2 separate regions of the Homo sapiens genome follow, and region 2 is linked to region 1. A link is an interaction called in ENCODE POLR2A ChIA-PET data of the cell type or tissue named here. Cell type or tissue: PC-3. All regions are shown on one strand. Links, peaks and the distances in the headings refer to the core of each region. The heading gives the core; the rest is flanking DNA.

Region 1 (5,404 bases), core at 459-4,458:
AGCATTGTGTTAAAAATGTTCTTACCAAGTTAACAAGCTATGAAGCAGAAATGTACTTGGAATTGGTTGTAATGTGCACAAAATTTGTGACTGCATTCAAACAAGCTGCGGTATTCTGTCAGTCAAAACAGAAACTAAAATTGTCAAAATGTATAAATTATAAATATATATATACACACACACACACACACACACAGATTTTATAAGTAACTGATCTACAAAACTTTTCTGACAGAAGCTGATATTGAACACTACCATGCAAGGAAACATTTCAGAATGACTATATGTATATTCCTGTCTGTGTTGCATGTCATCAATTGGATTTTGGGAATGCCTGAGCCTTTGAAAAACCACTTTGTAAAGCAACCCAAATTTAGATTGCATTATGTTCAAGACCAGTTGGAAATTTTTAATCGATTACTGAATGAATGTAGCATGAAAATTCAGCTTTTGAAGCTTTTAGCAAGTTACAATTATGTAAAATAAGGCTTGCAAAGGAAGAAGCTCAAATTTCTCCCTACAAAAGCGAAGAAGGAGTTGAACAAATCAAAAGATGAAAGCAGATATGGTTTAATTATCTATTTTGACAATTGTGCTTCAGAAAAATCTTGACTTTGATGTATTTTGACTTCTAATTTTATTTGGATAAATTTTTATTCTCTACCAAAATGGAGAAAAATTGTGAAAGTCTATGATTTTGCAGTATCTAGATTTGGTGAAATGTTGAAACAATCACAGATATAGACAACTTGAAAGTTTTATCTTGTAAGAAATTATTGAGCAAAAGTGCTTTGAATGAAGGTAGAAAGACAGCACCTATGACGATATTGGCCTGAAATATTTACATATTTTAATCTAAAAAATGAGAAGATTCTTCATTTAGCAGAACTTACAGGTTCATCAGTATCTAGAGAGGAAATGTGTTCTCAGTTAAAAACATATAGTGAAGCATCAATTAAAGTTGTCCATAATTTCAAATATATTAACCATAAAATGAAGTTTTGAAAAAGATTGCAGTTTTATAAAAAAATAACTGTTTAAATAAAAAACGAAAAAAAACACATGTTCCTGAAAAATGTCCACATCCCAATGCTAGAGACAATAATATCTAAATAACCAATTAAGGTATGTGAATACATATAAAGAATAATTGTCTGTACCATTAAAAATGTTCAGATAATCAATTTTTTGTTGTTGTTGAGACAGAGTGTCACTCTGTTGCCCAGGCTGGAGTTCAGTGGCATGATCTTGGCTCGCTGCAACCTCCGCCTCCTGGGTTCAAGCAATTCTCCTGTCTCAGCCTCCCGAGTAGCTGGGACTACAGGCACCCACCACCATACCTGGCAAATTTTTTTGTATTTTTAGTAGAGACAGGGTTTCACCATGTCTGGTCACATGACACCAGGCTGGTCTCAAATTCTCCTGACCTCAAATGATGCACGTGCCTCAGCCTCCCAAAGTGCTGGGATGATAGGCGTTAGCCACTGTGCCTGGCCAATATTTTTTTAAAGTTGCTTGAATGTTCATAACTTTGTATCACTATCACTTTAAGATATTTCAGGAAATTTTTATTTTGAAAATAAATTTTGGATAGAATTATCTTATAGGTCCACCAATATAATAAGACCAAATTCAGGTCAATAAACACATTTTTTTTTTTTTTGAGACCGAGTCTCGCTCTGTCACCCAGGCTGGAGTGCAGTGGCATGATCTCAGCTCACTGCAATCTCTGCCTCCCGGGTTCAAGCAATTCTCCAAGCCTCAGCCTCCTGAGTAGCTGGGATTACAGGCACGCAACACCACTCCCAGCTAAATTTTTATAGTTTTAGTAGAGATGGGGTTTCACCATGTTAGCCGTGATGATCTCGATCTCCTGACCTCGTGATCCGCCTGCCTCAGCCACCCAAAGTACTGGGATTACGGGCGTGAGCCACCACGCCCGTCCAATAAACACATATTTTAAAAATGATACAAGCTCGTGACCCGTCTGCCTCGGCTGCCCAAAGTACTGGGATTACGGGCATGAGCCACCATGCCTGGCCAATAAACACATATTTTAAAAATGATACAATATGACTTATTTTTGGAACCCATTTTCTTTCTAAAAAATACCCCATTCTGAACGTTTGGTGATGTGGCCACCTCATCTGTATGATCTGGCCCCTTTACTTGCTGTCCCTGTGTCCTTGGTTCACTCTGCTCAGGCCACACTCTCCTTCTCGTGGTTCCACAGATGCTCCAGGTGGTTTTCCTGCTGGCCTTTCCACCTGAATCATATGACCCCAGATATTTGCTTTCTTTCCCCACCTCCTATATAAGTCCTTGCTCAAGCGTTCTCTTCTCAGTGAGTCCTTCCCTGATCAGTATATTTATAATTGCTGTCTCTCCCCACTTCCCATCCTCTATGCAGAATATTACTTTTACATACCAATTTCTTTATTATTTGTTTCACAGCACCAGAATGTAAGCTTCAGGGCTTACAGTTTTTATTTGATTTTTTTGCTTTTTGACTGCTACATCCTCAGCCCTGGCACATGACAGGCCCTCAATACATATTTGTTCAATTAATAAATGAATTGCCAGCCAACCATCTTTTAGATTCACATGTTATTTCTTTTCATATGTCAAGTTTAATAACATTATAGTCTCCTCCTAGGCACCATCCTGTTTAGTTAAAGGGGCTTAGCTCTGACCCATTTTATTTGATTTATGGTTCTTATCTAAGGAGGATCAACTTCTCTATTTGGGTGGTTTTTAGGCAAGGAGGGGCTGCTAGTGTTTGTTCACATGCCAACTACTCTGTTTAGAATTTGGCTTTTCTTTGTGGGATGGCTGGTAATTCCTCTGGCTTGTGAAAGAAGAGCTCATAGATATGCCACTTGTCAGTCCCCTTTAAAAGCTACAAACATCTATTAACTGTGGGTATCATTAAGCCTCAACATTCTGATAACAAAAATTTATTCTTTGCTCTTCTCTTGTCACTTATATATCTTAGGCGCAGCTCGTGTATACTACCAATATCCAGGAGCTCAATGTCTACAGGTATTTTTTTTTCTATTAAATGCTTTTAAAAATTAAAGTTAGTAGATAATTGTTATCAATCTTTGTTTGGGTGATAATTTGCTTTGCAAGTGTTTATTATTAGAACTCGTATATCATCCTCCTCTTTCCATAGTCTTTGAGCATAGGTAGAATTCTGTGAAGCTGACTTGACAACTTCTCAAGGTGCCTGGCTTCTGGAAGGGTTGTCTAGGCTAGTGGGCCCTGCTATGTCCATTACCACCTAAAGAAGTGTAAATACTCCCAGAGTTACCACAGATGTTTTGTCCACGCTATTCCAGATGTTATGCTTCAGTTTCCTGAAAGATAAAACACACCTGAAGAAACTTCAGCAAGATTCTAGCAATGTCAGAGCTAGGATGAGGGTTAAACTAAGACAGTGGGTCTCCATGGCCAACTGATGAGTATTTACTTTTTCTTTCCATATTTGCTCAAAATTTGTATAGTGGGTAGAGGGATTTCCTTTTATGAGAAGTTCCATATTAAAACAGATACACTTACTAAATCATTTCTCCTGGCTAAAGCAGAATTGGCAGTCTGAAAAAATAACAAGATTAACTTACTTATTCTCTCCTTAGTTATAGCTTGCAATTTTTAACATCAGACAACTTTCTGGAAAACAAATTAAAGAGCATAAAATATAGATAGTAAAGATTCATGCTTGGGAAACAGTGCTAGATCACACCTTATTTGGTTTCAGGATTGCAGTCAATAGTGCACACATGCAAGGCAAAAATAAGGCAAGAACTGTGCTACAAGAAGTTTTCTTAAAACTTCCCTCTTAAGGATGCTTTTTACTTTGGTGAAGGTGAGGCCAATTTATTGATACATATTGCCAGTTTATTCTAGTTCCAAGGATGTTGCCAGATGAGAATTCCTCCTAGTCCCTCCCCAGTCCCTGAAGCCCCAATGAAAAATAAAAACAAAGCAAAACAATAACAAAAAGTGGCTGGCACACAATAGGTCCTCAGTAAATATTTGGTTTCTTAAATCTAGGAAACCAAGACTCCAGTAGAAATGCGAGTGAATGCATGAACATATAACATGAAAACTAGCCCAACCAACAGCCTGTATATCTGGCACTGTGATTATTAACTGATGGTGTACCAATACTAACTTATTGACACCCTCTTCCTCATAGTATGGGCCTCTCTGGCCTATTTCCCATGATTTCCTCCTTCTCTTGCTCTGTATTCCAGGGGAGCTGACCCCTTGGGTTTTCCAGGCTCCAGGATCAGTTGGTCCTCACTGTCTTCAACCAATGGGAGGCACTGTGGAAAGACTGCAGGGTAAAAAGCAGTGAAATCCAGGGCATTTCCCCCCCACAAGTCGCTCTATTTCCACAGGATCTCTGTCAGCAGCTTTATCTTCTTTATGACTTCAGCTGGAGCACAACAGGTCTGCTGTGGTTTCACCTTCTGCCTGTTGACTTGGGCCCCTAGCTCTGGTAACTTCTCCTCTTTTCTTTTTCCCTTTGGCTTAGGGGTAGTAGTGACTTCTGGGTTATTCAGTGTCTTCTGTTTTGCTTCTTAGCTCTCCCCTCACCTGTGTAATCAGGTTTCTGGTCTAAACTCTGTGTACTCATGTGGTTTGTGTTTTCCTGACTGGCCTTTGATGTACTTCCTATTACTGAATGATACTTGCTGTGTAGCCAGGCCTCTGTGGGAGAGTGACATAAAATCCAGGTGACCTAGTAAATATGTAATAGATAGATGCACATCCCTGAGACTAGTATCACTCTGAGCTGGCAAGGCTAGCATATAAATAGAATATTAGACACACAAACTAGATTCCTGCATTCTGTTTCTACTATTTACTCTGGCTTGCTTAAATGAACTAAATATTGCTTTTAACATACCTTCAAAGTATTTTCAATACTAGCTCTGAATATAACAATGCAATAACATTTCTAGTATAGTTATATATCAATAGCAACATGAGCAATAATTTAGAAATGTATCTTTTACATAAACAAAAATAATTCTGGTAATAATCGAGAGGAATAAGTCATAAAAATATAACAGAGAAATAAGTAGGGGAAAAAAACCCAGCACAATGAAGCCCCTTGCTTAAGTCTGGATTCTTTTAGATGCATCTCTTGTGATATGTGTTACTGAAATCTCTGAGCAGTGAAGTAAGTTGCTGCTGATGACATAGCCAAGCATCTTTACTATCTTCAAAAGGTCAGGGAACAAATCAAAGGTTCTTCTCTTTTCAGGAACATTTCCTGCAGTGGGCACTTTAATTTGTAATCATTAACTCTTCAAGGTCTCTCATTTCTTATGTAGAATTTTATACTGTTGACTCAATAACTGTTGGAGTATTATAACAATGATCTATTTCC
Region 2 (5,404 bases), core at 423-4,422, 790 kb after region 1:
TAAATAAATAAATAAATAAATAAACCCTCATAGACTCTTATGGCCTGTTGTGAACCACTGTAGTGGCCTATCCCTAACAACCCACTGACTTTCTTGCTAAAAGGGCACTGGTTATAAAATACATTATTTGGGCCAGTTTTACTGCTCACCAGACAGCTCAGATCATTATTCAGTCTAGATTAGAGGCTCTTTGAAAGCATGAATCTAAATATAAGGATGGCTGGAATGGCACAGTCCTAACTCCTGTACTGCAGACTTAGAACCTAGAAGGAAGAACTGTCTCACTTGCCAGCACCATCTTCTCTGGAATCCCGAGTTGCTACATTGTAGGATATCCCTCTGTACACTGCAGATTGGAGAACACAATTATGTTTAAAACATCTTAGATGGCCTTCAAGGAACAAAGAGCTATGCCAAATTTTCAAAACCTGGTTGCATATTCTATCCCAAAAGAACTCCAAAGTCTTAAATCTACCATTAAAGACCCTAGATAATTCTAAACCACTTGACAACAGAGAGAGAACCAGAAACTCTGGATCCAAGTGGTTACCTCTGACACTTATGCAAGCCACTTTAACTTCTGGTTTGAGTAAGAGCAAGCGAATAGCAAAAGGTCTTTAAAAGAACTAAAAAGTGAAATATTCCCACAAGTAAACATGTGTCACCGAAGACTCAAGAAAGAAGAATGGCATTAAAAGACATACTCTCTCCCAGATCCCAAAGTCAAACAATAAAGGTACATTTAAAACAAAACCAAAAATAAAATTGTTTTGTTTTTTGAGACGGAGTCTCACTCTGTTGCCCAGGCTGGAATGCAATAGTGCAATCTCAATGCAACCTCCGCCTCCAGGGTTCAAGCCATTCTCCTGCCTCGGCCTCCTGAGTATATGGAACTACAAGTACCCACCACCACGCCCGGCTAATTTTTATATTTTTTTTTTAGTAGAGATGAGGTTTTGCTATGTTGGCCAGGCTGGTCTCTAACTCCTGACCTCAAGCGATCCGCCCACCTCAGCTTCCCAAAGTGCTGGGATTACAGATGTAAGCCACTGCACCCAGCCAAAAAAATTTTTTAATTTAAAAAAAAAAAAAAAGACATAGCCAGGCGTGGTGGCATGCACCCATAATCCCAGCTACTCAGGAGGCTGAGACAGGAGAATCACTTGAACCCAGGAGGTGGAGGTTGCAGTGAGCCGAGGTCGTGCCATTGCACTCCAGCCTGGGCAACAAGAGCTTAAACTCCGTCTCAAAAAAAAAAAAAAACATAATCTCAGGTACTCTCAGGCTGGCCACAGTGACTCATGCCTGTAATTACTGCACTTTGGGAGGCCAAAGGAGGAGGATCACTTGAGCCCAGGAGTTCGAGACCAGCCTGGGCAACATATAGAGACCATGTCTCTACAAAAAACACAAAAAGTAGCCAGATGTGATGGAGGCTGAGATGGGAGGATCATTTGAGCCTGGGAAGTCAAGGCTGCAATAAATTATGATCATGTCACTGCACTCCAGCCTGGATGACAGAGCAAAGCTCTATCTCAAAAAACTCTCAAGACAACCACAAACATCTCACACCATCTATATATGATGAAGTAATACATATAAACCAGTTGTTTAAAACAATTTCAAAATTTTGGGTAATCTCTGATTGCCTGGATTATTTCCCATGCAAGACGATACAGTTACCTGAACAAAGGAGGAGATGGGAAGAAAAAAAGTTTCTTGGTTGAGGGCATCCCTAATATTAAGTAACCAGATGACAACCAGATAAGCATAATTAAAGGAAAGAACAGAGGGTAACCAGGTTAAGAGCCAGGGCTAAAAACTCCAAAGAGAGAGGAGGAGACGGGTGAGAGAAAGAGAGAGAAAGAGGGAGAGGGAGAGAGAGAGAGGAGACAGAGCGAGACAGAGAGAGAGAGAGAGAACGAGACAGAGACTCTCACTGAGGGACAGACCAGCTAAACCAGAAATCTTAAGAGGGAAAGTAACAGTGTGTGATTCAAGACATAGGTATTCAATCAAATATCCTTTTACTTTCGTATATGCATGGAACATCAAATCACTAAATAGTTGGTGCTTCTTCCTCAACTCCAAAGTCAACTAGGTAAAGTGGCTCAGGATGTGCTTTAATAACCTCTAATGCCTAAACAAACATAAGGAAAGTTAGTTTCAGGGATAATCATCTCTCCCAATGTGCAAGACAGAAATACGGATATGGTGACCTATAAAGGGGTCCTCAAAGCCATGAATTCTCAACAATCAGGGCATGGGGAAACAGGAGCTTTTTGGTCAAATGAGCAAAAGGAGAAGCAGCAGACAAGTGGGGCAAGCCTATTTGGTCAAAAGCACATAAACCAAACCAATAAATTTTGTCCTCAAAAGGAAACTGTACAGGTCTAGGCTGTCACTCCTGCTTATAGAAAACTGACTAGTTAGATAAGAAGATGGAGAAATATACAGTATTTCTCTTGGAAAGAAAAATTTGGGGGCTGGGCACAGTAGCTCACACCTGTAATCCCAGCACTTTGGGAGGGCGAGGCAGGCAGATCACTTGAGCTCAGAAGTTTGAGACCAGCCTGGGCAACAGGGAAAAACCCTGTCTCTACAAAAAAAAAAAAAAAATACAAAAATTAGCTGGGTGTAGTAGTGCATGCCTATAGTCCCAGCTACTCAGGAGGCTGAGGTGGGAGGATGGCTTGAGCGTGGGAGGCGGAGGCTGCACTGAGCTGAGATTGTTAACACTGCCGAGACAGACCTTGTATCAAAAAAGAAAAAAAAAAAAGAAAAAGAAAAATTTTGATCCCACTTCCCAAAAACATATCAGCTTATTCTAAGTAGCTGCCTTATTATCATTCTCTAAGACAAAGGTAATCAACCTATGCAAAATCTGCTACTATGCAAATTATCTGCTAACTATACTTTCATGGAGATTCCACAATGGGAGAAATATGGAGGTTGGGTCAGGTGCTACCTCAAGTTACAAGAAAGACACAAAAATTCGGTAACAGCCGTTGTCTCTGGGGTTTGAAGTGGAGATAATTTTTCTTTGTACAATATAGTATACAACAAGACCCTACATTATTCCCCTTCCCCCAAAATACATTCCCATTGGTCCTCTCTGGACAGGTCTCTTACTTCTCCTTCCCTCCCCTCAATCTCTTTTGTTCATTGGCAATAACCAGCCTCAGGGCCTTTGCACTTCCTACTCCTCATATCTACATGACTCCATCCTCCATTTCTCTTGGTCTCTCTCAAACATACCTTACACATGAGACCCTCCCTGACCACTCTATATAAAATAACCTCACCCCCACCCTGAGACGTTCTTTCCTCCATACTACTCATTCTACTTTACTTTTTTCTCAATAATATTACCACACTCTGACATACTACATATTTACTCGCTTATTATTTGTCTCTCACAACTAGAATGTAAGCTCTTTGAGAACAAACAGTAGGTCTATTTTGTTTATTGTTGTACTTCAGTGTATGGCATAAACAGACTCTCAAATTTCTTTTGAATGGAGATGTTTTACTTCCTTCTTCAATGAATACAAAAAGTTAAATTTTAGAAAAAAAAAACAACTTTCTTTTCTTTTTCTATACTTTTTTTTTTCCAACTGTGATCTTAGTTAGGCCTATGAAGAGGCCTAGGTAGTCTTACCTGCCTATTTGGCTGACCTTCAGCACGGTAGACATCCAAGAGGCCAACTGTGCCCCAGTTAACAAAGTAGTCAATAGAGAGCAGAACAGCAATGAGGTTACAGAACTTCCCCCATTCCAACAAAGCAGGAAATAAATCAGATTGGCACCAATTTCTCTTTTAAAATAGGCTATTTTAAAAGTGTACTGAATATACACCAGCTACTTTATTTCAATGAGATTTACTTCACTTGCAATGAAATGGGAACTGCAGGTGCTTTGATAAAGGTATTGAGAAGTTGACCTAGTTTCTATAACAATGTCTTATGTCCTCAACCATGAGAATATATTTTAGTTTCTTAAAATATGAGCTTCCTAAAACAAAAATCTTTTCTTTTCTTTTTTTTTATTTTTTTATTTTTTTTGAGATGGAGTCTCACTCTCTCGCCAGGCTAGAGTGCAGTGGCGCGATTTCGGCTCATTGCAACCTCTGCCTCCTGGGTTCAAGGGATTCTTCTGCCTCAGCCTCCTGAGGAGCTGGGACTACAGGCATGTGCCACCACGCCCAGCTAATTTTTGAAATTTTAGTAGACACAGGGTTTCACCACGTTGGCCAGGATGGTCTCAATCTCTTGACCTCGTGATCCGCCTGCCTCGGCCTCCCAAAGTGCTAGGATTACAGGTGTGAGCCACCGAGCCCAACCGTGTAACAAAAATCTTTCTTTTTTTTTTTTATTTTTTATTTTTGAGACGGAGTCTCACTCTGTTGCCCAGGCTGGAGTGCAGTGGTGCGATCTCCACTCGCCGCAACCTCCACCTCACAGATTCAAGCAATTCTCCTGCCTCAGCTTCCCGAGTAGCTGGGATTACAGGCGCCCGCCACCACGCCCGGCTAATTTTTGTATTTTTAGTAGAGACAGGGTTTCACCATTTTGGCCAGGCTGGTCTCAAACTCCTGACCTCAGGTGAACCACCTGCCTTCGGCCTCCCAAAGTGCTGGGATTACAGGCATGAACCACCACCGCGCCCAGCCACAAAAATCTTTTCACTCCACAAAGATACCTCCTAATGTGCTACTGCACTACAACATAGAACAACATAGAAAGCATAAATAAAACAGATGATTTACTCCGGAGAAAGTAATTTTTTTTTTGCTCAACTGTCAACTAAACCAAAATGAGTAATTAATCAAGAAATGCAGATGAAATCTAAAAATCAAAGATAAAACCAATCTGAATCACTAGAAGAGATCAGTCTTCTTGGATTACAATTGTATGCCTAAACTAGATCTAACTGAAATGAAGTGGTATCCTAACAGTTGTACCTTTAGCACATGGGTACAAGAAACAGAAATACGTCTTTATGTTAACTGTTAGTGAGGCAAAGCAACGCCCATGAAGACCTAAGGGAAAACCTAAAGGGAAAAAAAGGAAACCCAACCTAAAAGAAAAAAAAGATAGGGGAGGCAAGAGGAGGCAAAGAGAGACAAAGGAAGACACCACAGAGAACAGGAAAGCAAAAGAAAAGGAGAAAATACAGGAGAATTGGTAGAAGAAATTATAGGTAAAATAAATGTGAGGAACTGAATGTGGGAGGCTACAGAGTGCCAAAAGAAATTAGCTTAAATAGCCAGGCAAGGTGGTGTGTGCCTGTAGTCCCAGCTACTCCAGGGGCTGAAGTAGGAGAATCACTTGAGCCCAGGAGTTGGAGACAGGGCAACATACCAAGACTCTGTCTCTCTGTTTTTTTTTTTTTGAGACGGAGT

Evidence for each region. Peaks named below come from ENCODE experiments on the same cell type or tissue, not always from the same donor. Only the 100,000 strongest peaks of a DNase experiment are listed, where the experiment ranks them.
Region 2: POLR2A ChIA-PET joins it to region 1 with 8 read pairs; 6 of 35 experiments call an interaction of 5 or more read pairs at or near these places.

Annotation. Positions count from the first base shown.
Region 1 is chr11:58,561,793-58,567,196 of GRCh38, reverse strand. LPXN (leupaxin) reads left to right here. Exons shown (of 9, transcript NM_004811.3): 3 at 2,996-3,042. Among named protein-coding and RNA genes, the nearest start is that of LPXN, 11 kb to the left of the region's middle. In PC-3, for the core only: no CTCF peak of the experiment used is centred there; a DNase peak (open chromatin) is centred at 1,966; H3K4me3 peaks cover 252 bases; H3K27ac peaks cover 1,302 bases.
Region 2 is chr11:57,769,312-57,774,715 of GRCh38, reverse strand. The region is part of intron 1 of CTNND1 (catenin delta 1); the gene reads right to left. The region is part of intron 2 of TMX2-CTNND1 (TMX2-CTNND1 readthrough (NMD candidate)); the gene reads right to left. Among named protein-coding and RNA genes, the nearest start is that of CTNND1, 10 kb to the right of the region's middle. In PC-3, for the core only: no CTCF peak of the experiment used is centred there; a DNase peak (open chromatin) is centred at 1,995; H3K4me3 peaks cover 1,398 bases; H3K27ac peaks cover 2,351 bases.